2 separate regions of the Mus musculus genome follow, and region 2 is linked to region 1. A link is a loop called in an ENCODE intact Hi-C map of the cell type or tissue named here. Cell type or tissue: heart. All regions are shown on one strand. Links, peaks and the distances in the headings refer to the core of each region. The heading gives the core; the rest is flanking DNA.

What was found. A loop is a pair of places that touch in the nucleus more often than their neighbours do. Peaks named below come from ENCODE experiments on the same cell type or tissue, not always from the same donor. Only the 100,000 strongest peaks of a DNase experiment are listed, where the experiment ranks them.
Region 2: it touches region 1 in a loop (2.6-fold over the local background); 5 of 42 quality-filtered maps call a loop at or near these places.

What each region holds. Positions count from the first base shown.
Region 1 is chr17:23,966,872-23,972,244 of GRCm38, reverse strand. It overlaps Prss30 (protease, serine 30), which reads left to right. Exons shown (of 6, transcript NM_013921.3): 6 at 1-118. It overlaps Gm41546 (a long non-coding RNA gene), which reads right to left and starts at 4,980. Exons shown (of 3, transcript XR_876669.1): 1 at 4,702-4,980; 2 at 740-863. In heart, for the core only: a CTCF peak has its summit at 2,824 (motif pointing left); DNase peaks (open chromatin) are centred at 2,804 and 5,034.
Region 2 is chr17:24,013,356-24,018,728 of GRCm38, reverse strand. No RefSeq gene overlaps it. Among named protein-coding and RNA genes, the nearest start is that of Gm25092, 7.3 kb to the left of the region's middle. In heart, for the core only: a CTCF peak has its summit at 2,787 (motif pointing right); no DNase peak of the experiment used is centred there; H3K27me3 peaks cover 944 bases.

The sequences.
Region 1 (5,373 bases), core at 85-5,084:
CTTTCCTTCCCAGACACTCCTTCCAGAAAAAAATATTTAACCTCAGGCCTGCCCTGAGAAAGTGGGGTACAGTTTTACTCATCCACTTTCTGCCATGACAATAAATTCCTTAAAACCATGGACTGCCTCTTTTTACTGAGCCACTGTAGGGAGCCATGGAGGCCTTTGCCTATAGAGCTGCCATCTAGTCTCCTGTAGAAGGCCTCTCTGCTCCCAGCCACGGCTGCCACCAACTCCAAGTTCAAGCCCACCACCCCGTCAAGCCAAGAACTATCACAGTGGGACCAGACAGAGCCCCCTTTTCTCCCCGGGCCCCAGGCTAGATCCAGCCTTTGAGCCCCCCACACCATTCTCAGCATTTCCGCAGCTTCCAGCAGTGCGTGGGTGTCCGAGATCCTGAGACCCAGATGGCCCGGCCTCCTTGCAGGCCTGGGGACCCCTGAGCCAGCTCCGGCTGTCCCATGCCTCAGACTGCGCTTCACCACCCCTGGAACGGTGTCCCAGGGCTTCACTAAGGCCCAACACCGGCCCCGCAACAGTGTGGGGTCAACTTCCAGCGGCCCCTGCCTCCCAAAGCGGCCAAGCCCTGTGGAGAAGCAGGCAGGCGACCCATAATCCTACAGTTTTGCAGCCTGGGAGGTTTGAAGGCTGCAGTGACTCGAAGAGCTTAAGGACATAGTAATTTGCAACACAGGGACACATCCTGTCACACTCAGGCAGCCACCTACATGTCACTTACCACAGGCCTGGTCCCGGTTCAGCTGTGCTTGGGCCAACTCTTTCGTCACACCACAGCGCTGCAGTGGGCAAGTAGAGATGCTCAGAGAGGGCGTGTGAGCTTCCTAAGGTCACACAGCTAGCTGCTAGGGTAGAAATAATTAAACAGGGATGTTTCAGAACCTGTGCTCTGGCCTAGGTACACTGCCCAAGCTGGCCTCCTCCATGCATGCATTAGAAGCATGCCTTACCATACTTGGCTTTTATTCTTCATTCACAATGCATTGTTGCTCTGGGAGAAAAAATCCTTTGGTATGGATCTAGAAAGGTGACCTAGCAATTAAGAGACTTCCAGAGCACCAGAGCTTGAGTCTTGGTACCCACCTCACACAGCTTACAGAGGGTCCTGCTTTTGGCCTCTGAGGTCATACCCATGTGACTCACAAACACACACACAATTAAAGATAAAATAACTTTTATAAAGATTTGTTTATTTGCTGGGCTGTGGTGGCGCACGCCTTTAATCCTAGCAGTCGGGAGGCAGAGGCAGGCAGATTTCTGAGTTTGAGGCCAGCCTGGTCTACAGCGTGAGTTCCAGGACAGCCAGGGCTACACAGAGAAACCCTGTCTCAAAAAACAAAACAACAACAACAAAAAAAAACCAACAACAACAAAATTTGTTTATTTTAGGCAGATAGGTTTGTCTGTGCAGTGCTCATTCATATCTCTTGAAACTAGAGCTATAGACTAGCGTTACAGATGGTTGTGAGCGGCCGTGTAGGTGGGTGCTGGGAATTGAGCCTGAGTCTTGTGAAAGAGCAGCCAGTGCTCTTAACCACTGAGCCATCTCTCCAGTCCCCCCATAAGATACAAATTGAAAGAAGCCCTTTGACACCTGTTCAGTCTGACCATGTGACCTCCTTTCTTTCACATTTTTTTTTTAAGCAATTCAGTTGAATCGTATTTTCCAGAAGTATCTGACCGTGTATAATGTACATCAAATTGGAAAATTGTTGTGTGCTATTTGAGCTCTCTGAGTAGTTGGCTCTGGGAACAGGATTGACCCCATCCACTTAAGACCCAAGCATGTCTGTCTCCAAGGTCCTGTTACTCTGTGACAGGGAGGATAACACAGCAGACAGTGCAGGAGTAACAATCTTGTGTTGTTCAGAACTGGTAGAAAGAGCAGCATTGTCAACAGAGGCTTCTCTTGCTAACCCCATGCCACAGAAGCACCTGCCGTGGGAGAGAGAGGTGCGAGTTTGACCACAGACGTACAGTTCAGTTGGGAATCCAGCTGTGGTCTTAACTTCCCCAGTTCCTGTTGGATGTCATGAAGAGCTATATTTGGTGTTTTGAGACAGGGTTTCTCTGTGTAGCCCTGACTGTCCTGGAACTCACTTTGTAGACCAGGCTGGACTCAAACTCAGAAATCTGCCTGCCTCTGCCTCCTGAGTCCCGGGATTAAAGGCACGCGCCACCACTGCCCAGCATGAAGAGCTACTTTGTGATGTCATCTCTATTTGTTCTTTTACTTGGAGGAAATGCTCTGCTGTGCCAGGACTCACTCTATCAGGAACTCTAGCCCCTTGACCAGACTCCCCAAGTCAAGAGAAGGGGTGCACTGGGGCCACAGCCGGTCCTGCTTTTGCTTCATCACTTGCTGTTTAGTCTTTGACTTTGATTTGCTTTACTTAATAATCTCACGCACGTAAAACTACAAGCATGGCTGCCATAACTTATTCTCCAAGTTGTAAAGAACACTATGGTAGATTTAAAATTAGCCCTTCCTGGGCTGGAGAGATGGCTCAGTGGGTAAGAGCACTGAATGCTCTTCCGAAGGTTCTGAGTTCAAATCCCAGCAACCACATGGTGGCTCACAACCATCCATAAAGAAATCACTCCCTCTTCTGGAGTGTCTGAAGACAGCTACAGTGTACTTACATATAATAAATAAATAAATAAAATAGCCCTTCCTGGGGCTGGAGAGCTGGCTCAGTGGTTAAGAGACTGGCTGCTCTTCCAGAGGGCCAGGTTCAATCCCCAGTACCCAGCTACATCCACATTGTGGCTTACAATGGCCTGTGGTTGTGCTTTCAGAGAGTCTGGCTCCCTCTTCTGGCCTTCGTGGGCACTGCATGTATGTAGTGCATGTACATACATGCTGGCAAAACACCATATTCATAAAATAAAAATAAATAAAAATCTTGGAAAATCAAGAGAGAGAAAGAGAGAGAGAGAGAGAGAGAGAGAGAGAGAGAGAGAGAGAGAGAGAGAGAGAGAGAGAGAGAGGAAGGAAGGAAGGAAGAAAAAAAGTCTTTCACCTCAGCCTGAGTAGTTTGCCTGCATTTCTCCTGTGCTTTCACAGTAAGAATGGCCACCTTCCTTCTTCTGTGTGGTTATTAGCAAAACTCTCATTCTTTCTTGAAAGTGTCTCAGTCAAACCATGAGCCAGGAACCCTTTGATGTGACAGTCTCAGTGACCTATGGAACATCTACCTCATACTCCTAACCTAGACTGTAGGTGCAGTCTATAACAGCTGTGGGTGCCATCACCTCCTTTGGCTGGTGAGCGCCCTCTACCTGGGTTTCAGCAGATGCACAGAGGGTGCCTGACAAAGACAAAAGAGACCTTTGCACATTGCAGCAAGTTTCATAAGCTCCCACTGTCTCTGTGGCTGCAAGGGCCACGGAAGGGATGGCCACCCTCCTTGAGAGAACCATCCAAACCTCTCAGAGTCAGCACCTTACTTCCTGAAACTCTGTTCACTCCGGGTGGCTGGCTGGAGTACTCCCCAGAGAGCACTGTGAAGCCAGCCCAGAGAAGACTGTCAAAGCCAAGGGAGAGACTGGAAATGGCTTGGTTGGTAAAGTGTTTGTTTTACAAACATGGGGGCCCGAGCTTGAATCCCAGCACCCACGTGAAGATGTCAGGTGCAGCAGGAGGAGATGAAGACCTCTGGGGTTTCCTGACCCAAGTCGAGCTCCAAGCCAGAGAGAGACTCTGCATCAAAATATAAGACTGCTAACACCTGGAGCAAAACACTCAAGGTTGGCTTCCGGCCTACACACACACACACACACACACACACACACACACACACACACACACACAGAGTCATTTACACACACACTCACAAACATGCACACACACACACACACACTCACACACACACACATGTACACATGTACACACAGACACACACACATGCACCCATGCATGCACACACATCACACCCAAAGCTATTGTTGACTGCCCAGGGCAGAGGTAGAGAACATGTAAGAGATCTGTCAGCCCTAGACCTTCTGCCTTTTCAGAGGAGAGGCACCCTTGACAGCCTCTTAGTTATGCCTGGGAAGAAATGTCTACCATTCTGTTGCCCCTGAGTCTATTTCCATGCGACCTCCCTCCTTACAGAATTCTCTGTGCTCCCCCTTCCTGCACCCTGCTCTCCCATTTGTCCTTTGGTCTTTCGGAGCCCACCTTGTCTCTCAATTTCTCTCGATGTCAAGGGTCAAGTAGTTTGCTAATACATTGTCCCCTCGTGCCTCAGGATATCTGCATCCCGAGTCAGCAAAGGACAGCGGAGTGGAACAAACGAAAAAGCCCCAGTTCTGCCCTCCAATTTTGTTTCACAATTTATTTTCCTAAGCAGGATCTCATGTTGCCCAGCCTGGACCTGGCTTACTATGTAGCTTCCAGTGACTTTGACTCCAGAGCACCCAACTTTTACCTCTGGAGTGCTGGCATTAGACGGACGAGCCACTAAGCCCGGTTTCACCCTGCATCCCTGCTTAACCCATGACAATCGGCAAACCTACCCTGCAGGAGTGAAGCCCTAGGAGGTGTCCAAACAAGAGCCCTCTTTAGACAGCAGCCCTTATCCCTTCATCAGGTGACCTCACAGCCCAGTTCTGAGAGCCCCTTCTTTTCCCAGGACGATAGTGCCAAGATGGACATTTCTACTTATAGCGCCCTCTCACCTGGCTTCCAGCTTAGGTAGCAGGCAAGGAGGTGCTGGGGTTGGGTTGGGGGTAGCTGGGAATGGAGAGAGCAAAGGTTGTGGCACCCTGTTGACTGCACATCCTTGTCTGCACAGGGGTTTGTCTCAGGCACCTCCTCTGGCTGCACTGTCCATATGATCTGGGTGGCATCCCTCAGACACAGATCTAGTGACAAGTTCATTCTTGGACAGTCTGTAACAGAACTTGGAGTTCCGTGTTGCTCAAGAGGAGGTAGTTCATGGCCAACACAGACAGCACACAGACACTCCCTGCAGGATCAAGCCAGAACAAGGATAAGGAAGTAGTTACAATTTACTCAAATGTTCCGGAAGACCCACAAGCTCATTTCTGTCCAAAGGTCAAATTGGGGAATGAGTGGCTGAGAGGAGGAACTAAGCCAAGTGTAGGACAGAGGGGTTTCCCCAGCAGTAGCCCAGGGCTGCGGGTACCATGGCTTCTGCTCTGCACTTGAGTAAGTTGGTGAGCGGTGATTCTCAGGGACACGTGGGCTGTGCCTGTGGCACCATAGGTGGCTAGCTCCAGGCTTCCAAAGCAAAGACCCTCCATGATGTGGATGCGTGCGGGATGCTTCAGACAGGGCCCTTCCCTTCATGATGATGGGCTGGGCACAAGAGGGGATAGGAGGTGTGG
Region 2 (5,373 bases), core at 224-5,223, 46 kb before region 1:
TCAATAAGATAAAATGGCAACCAACAGATTGTGAAAAGATCTTTAGCAATCTTCAATCCGATAGGGAGCTAATATCCAATATATATAAAGAACTCAAGAAGCTAGACTCCAGAAAACCAAATAACCCTATTAAAAATGGGGTATAGCCGGGTAGTGGTGGCACATGCCTTTAATCCCAGCACTTGAGAGGCAGAGGCAGGTGGATTTCTGAGTTTGAGGCCAGTCTGGTCTACATAGTGAGTTCCAGGACAGCCAGAGCTATACAGAGAAACCCTGTCTCAAAAAAAAAAAAAAAAAGGGGGGGGGGGGTACAGAGCTAAACAAAGAATTCTCAACTGAGGAACACTGAATGGCTGAGAAGCACCTAAAAAAAATTTCAACATCCTTAATCAGTAGGAAAATGCAAATCAAAACAACCCTGAGATTCCACCTCATACCAGTCAGAATGGCTAAGATCAAAAAACTCAGGTGACAGCAGATGCTGGTGAGGATGTGGAGAAAGAGGAACACTCCTCCATTGCTGGTGGGACTGCAAGCTTGTACAATCAGTCTGGAAATCAGTTTGACGGTTCCTCAGAAAATTGGACATAGTTCTACCAGAAGATGCAGCAATACCACTCCTGGGCATATACCCAGAAGATATTCCAATTTATAATAAGGACACATGCTCCACTATGTTCATAGCAGCCTTATTTATAATAGCCAGAAGCTGGAAAGAACCCAGATGTCCCTCAACAGAGGAATGGATACAGAAAATGTGGTACATTTACACAATGGAGTACTACTCAGCTATTAAAAACAATGAATTTATGAAATTCTTAGACAAATGGATGGATCTGGAGGATATCATCCTAAGTGAGATAACTCAATCATAAAAGAACACACATGATATGCACTCACTGATAAGTGGATATTAGCCCAGAAGCTCAGAATACCCAATATACAATTTGCAAAACACATGAAACTCAAGAAGAAGGAAGACCAAAGTGTAGACACTTTGATCCTTCTTAGAAGGGAGAACAAAATACCCAGGGAAGGAGTTACAGAGACAAAGTTTGGAGCAGAGACTGAAGGAAGGACCATCCAGAAACTGCCCTACCTGGGGATCTATGCCATAAACAACCACCAAACCCAGACACTATTGAAAATGGCCAACAAGAGCTTGCTGACAGGAGCCTGATATAGTTGTCTCCTGAGAGGCTCTGCCAGTGCCTGGCAAATACAGAAGTGGATGCTCACAGTCATCCATTAGACGGAACACAGGGTCCCCAATGGAGGAGCTAGAGAAAGTACCCAAGGAGCTGAAGGGGTTTGCAGCCCCCTAGGAGAAACAACAATATGAACTAACCAGTAACCCTAGAGCTCCCTAGGACTAAATTACCAATCAAAGAAAACTCACGGAGAGACTCATGGCTCTAGCTGAATATGTAGCTGAGGATGACCTAGTCGGTCATCAATGGGAGGAGAGGCCCTTGGTCCTGTGAAGGTTCTATGTCCCAGTATAGGGGAATGCCAGGACCAGTAAGAGGGAGTAGGTGAGTTGGGGAGCAGGAGTAGGGGGAAGGGGATAGGGGATTTTCGGAGGGGAAACTAGAAAAGGGGATAGATAGCATTTGAAATGTAAATAAAGAAAATAGCTAATAAAAGAAGAAAGAAGAAAACAGTTGTGTTCCCCCGAACTCACTACATATTTTATTGTTGTTGTTTGGCTTTTTTGAGACAGGGTGTCTGAGTTAGGTGTCTGCTGTGAAGAGGCACTATAACCAAGGTAGCTCTTATAAAGGCAAACATTTAGTTGGGACTGGCTTAGTTTCAGAGGTTCAGTCCATTATCATCATGGTGAGAAGCATGGCAGTGTGCAGGCAGACATGGTGCAGGAGAAGGAGCCAAGAGTTCTACATCACGATCCAAAGGCAGCCAGGAGGAGACTCTTCTGCACTGGGCAGAGTTTGAGCATTTGGAGACCTCAAGGCCTGCCAGTACAGTAACTACAGTAACACACTTCCTCCACCAAGGCCACACCTATTCCAACAAAGTCACGCCTCTTAATAGTGCCGCTTCCCACGGGGCAAGCATATTCAAACCACCACCCAGGGTAATTTGTCTTGGGTGTCCTAGAACTTGCTCTGTTGTTTATGTTTCAGATTTACAGAGATCCACTTGCCTCTGCCTTCCAAGTGCTGACATTAGAGTCATGTGACACCACCTGGCTCCTCTTTTATTTTATTTATTTATTAATTTTTTTGAGAAGGGTCCTACTCTGGTGCATAGTTGGCTTAGAACACTGTCCTTAAACTCACAGCAATCAGCCTGTCTCAGCCTCCCAAGAGATCAGGGGCATGAAGCCCCATGCCTGGCTTCTAATTGAATGTAAATTTTGAGGTATTTATTTATTTGTATAAGTGTTTTGCCTGGTATATATGTCTATGCACCACTTGTGTGCCGGGTGCACAAGAAGGCTAGAAAAGGGCATCAGCTCTCCTGGGGCTTACAGACAGCCCGGAGCTGCCCTGTGGGTTGTGGGGATTAAACCCAGGTTCTCTGGGAGAGCAATCAGTGCTCCTAACCACTGAATCTTTGCTCCAGCATCCTAATTCCCGAATGTGTGAGTGTGCTAAGTGCTGGTGATTAAACCCAGAGCTTTGAGAATGCTAGGCTAATGCGCTCAAAATGTTTTTACTCTCCATTGTGCAAAATTCACGATAATTTAGCCATCAGCTCTAGAGGTTCAGTTATGCGTATGGATTCAGCAGACGGAGCAGTGAGGCCTGAGACTCTGCACCCAGCCGCTAGGTGGCAACCTCAGTCGGTTGCTGGCTGTTTCCAATCCTGTTCTGCTCCCCAAAGCGATGGTGATGCCTTTCTGGGTCGCGCACAGGAGTGGTAGGGATCGGGGACATTCGCAGTCTGCTCATCAGGCTCTCTACGACCATTTTGCTAGGTACCCCTGGCATTCGAGTAACCCCAACAGCCACCCGGTAACTATCACTTCCCAGCTGCCTCTGTGAAGTCGGCCTATCGACCTTCCAGGCACCAGCGAGTGACTCCTCAGTGACCATACTTCCTCTTGTCTGGGCATCCGCAGAAGTCCAGACACTAATTGGCCGGAGTTAATTAACCGCCGGTCTCTTAGTTTATATTTTTTCCCAGCAGGACTCCTAAGGAGGCCCTGGGAGGAGCACTTCCTCTGAGTCACCCGAACAGACACCACCTGGGCAACACAGGGCAGACTCAGCGGAGGCAGGTGGCAGGAAGGCTGGGTTTTCCAGGAGCTCCCACCATTGCATGCTTGGGCAGAGCATTTAACTCACTGTGTCAAGGTTTCATCCGCAGACATGCCTGCTTCCATGTCTAGATCCTATCACATAACTAGCCCCTAGAAAACACTACTGACACCCGGCTGGTCCAACAGTAGAGTTTGCTGTGCATTGGGTGCAAGGAGCTCTGCCTTGTAAGCTCTGCCTAGAATGAAGATGGAGAGGACAAAAATGAGGGACCATGGTTTTGGGGTCTGCAAGACGGGGGTGGGGTGAGGTGGGGTGGGGTGGGGAGGTGTGGCCTGGCTAGGATCTTGTTTCTACAGGATTAAACAACTGAAGTAGTTTAAAACTGCCTCATGGTGAGAGAGCCTCCAAGTCTTGGGAACATCTTGTGATTGAGGACTTTCCTGAACTTATTAGTAAGGTCGTTTACAAAATTTGCCTTCCTGGACAAGTGTTTCCTGGATGTGTCCGTAATATATTGCTTCACTTAGTAGTTGAAATCCTTTGGTTCATTTTTATTCTTTTAACAGTCTCATGGAGCCCATGCTGGCCTCAAACTGGTTCTGCAGTCCAGTGCGGTGGTTTGAATGAGAATGGCTTCCCTGGGCTTACAGATCTGAACACTTGCTCTCTAGCTGGTGGAACTGTTTTGGGGGAAGGATTAGGAGGTGTGGCCTTGCTGGAGTAGGTGTGTCACTGGGGCTGGTTTGAGGTTTCAGAAGCCAATGCCATTCTCAGTTAGGTCTCTCAGCCCAGTGTCTACTTCTCAAGGTGTGAGAGCCCAGCCAATGCTAAAGCACCCTTCCTGCAGGTCTGCCTGCCTGCCACCATGCTCCGTGCCGTGAGATCATGGACTCTAACCGTCTGAAAGTGTAAGCCCTGAATAAATGCTTTCTTTTAAAAGTTGCTTTGGTCATGGTATCTTATCATAGCAATAAAAAAGTGACGAAACCCCAGGTTAACCTTTAACTGGCTCTCTTTTCTTCACCTCCCTGGGGCATGAGCCTTCACACTGGCTATTTTATGTATCTGTTGCCATTATGAGGAGTAATATGGATTTTGCTATTTGTAACAGAGACATCCTGTTACAGTTACCCCATTTAATGTGAGGGCATGGTGCCAGGGAGGAGGAGGAGGGGTATACATGGAGTGGGCTAAGGGAGGTTTCAGCCATCTTTTTGGTTATAAGGACAAAGAAGGGCTGATGTAAAGGTATAAGACTGGAAAACTTGCTTCTCTGTTAAAGTAATGAACACAATGTGTTCACTTGTGAACTGCAATGCAAGGTATATAGTCCCGAGCTCATTGTTTTCTTTTGTAAGGGATATGTGGGAAGCTACTGGAGGGTATTTCCAAACTGCAATTCCACAAGCTTGTCAAGATCTTAAAATGGCCCTGTAACATTCGATTCCCAGCCTTCCTACAAAGAAGCCATGTGATCCAGGTCCAGCTCTTCTCCTGAGCTCACATCTTTGTGTATACAGTAGGGAAGGTGATACCTTAGACAGAGTAGTCAAGTGGGGGAGCGGGGGAACCATGTCCAGCAGAGCTGCCACGGTTGTTTTGAACAGAATTCCAGATGATCTCAGGGTCCCCAGTCCTGCAAACTGTGAATCTGGAACCACAAACCTTGTGAGAAATCACAGGTCTGTAGGAGGCAACTTCGGAAAGACTTGGAGTTCAGAGAGGAAGCAGAAGAAATTTAAAAAACTAACCATTATCCCAGGCCAGGACGTCTGCCACTCCTTTGGGTCGCTTCTTGCACCACTCAGTGTTTAATGAGCAGTTTTATACAGGTCAGGAACTCTCAGAAACAGGTTTGCAGGAGACACCGGAAGTCCCTGTTTGAGCAGGCATCTACTATTTGTTTGTTTGTTTGTTTGTTTGTTTACTTTTTGGATAGTTTGAGACAGGGTCTGACTCTGAAACCCTGGCTGGCATGGAACTCACAGAACTCTATCTGCTGTTTCTGCGTCCCGAGTGCTGGGGTTTAAGGCCTGTGCCACCGTCACCCAGCCGCAGTCACTCTTGTGGCAAATCTGAGCAAAGCCTAGAACAGAAACTAAAGAACCTGTGCACAGAGGGCATTGGGAGGCTTAGGAAAATGCCT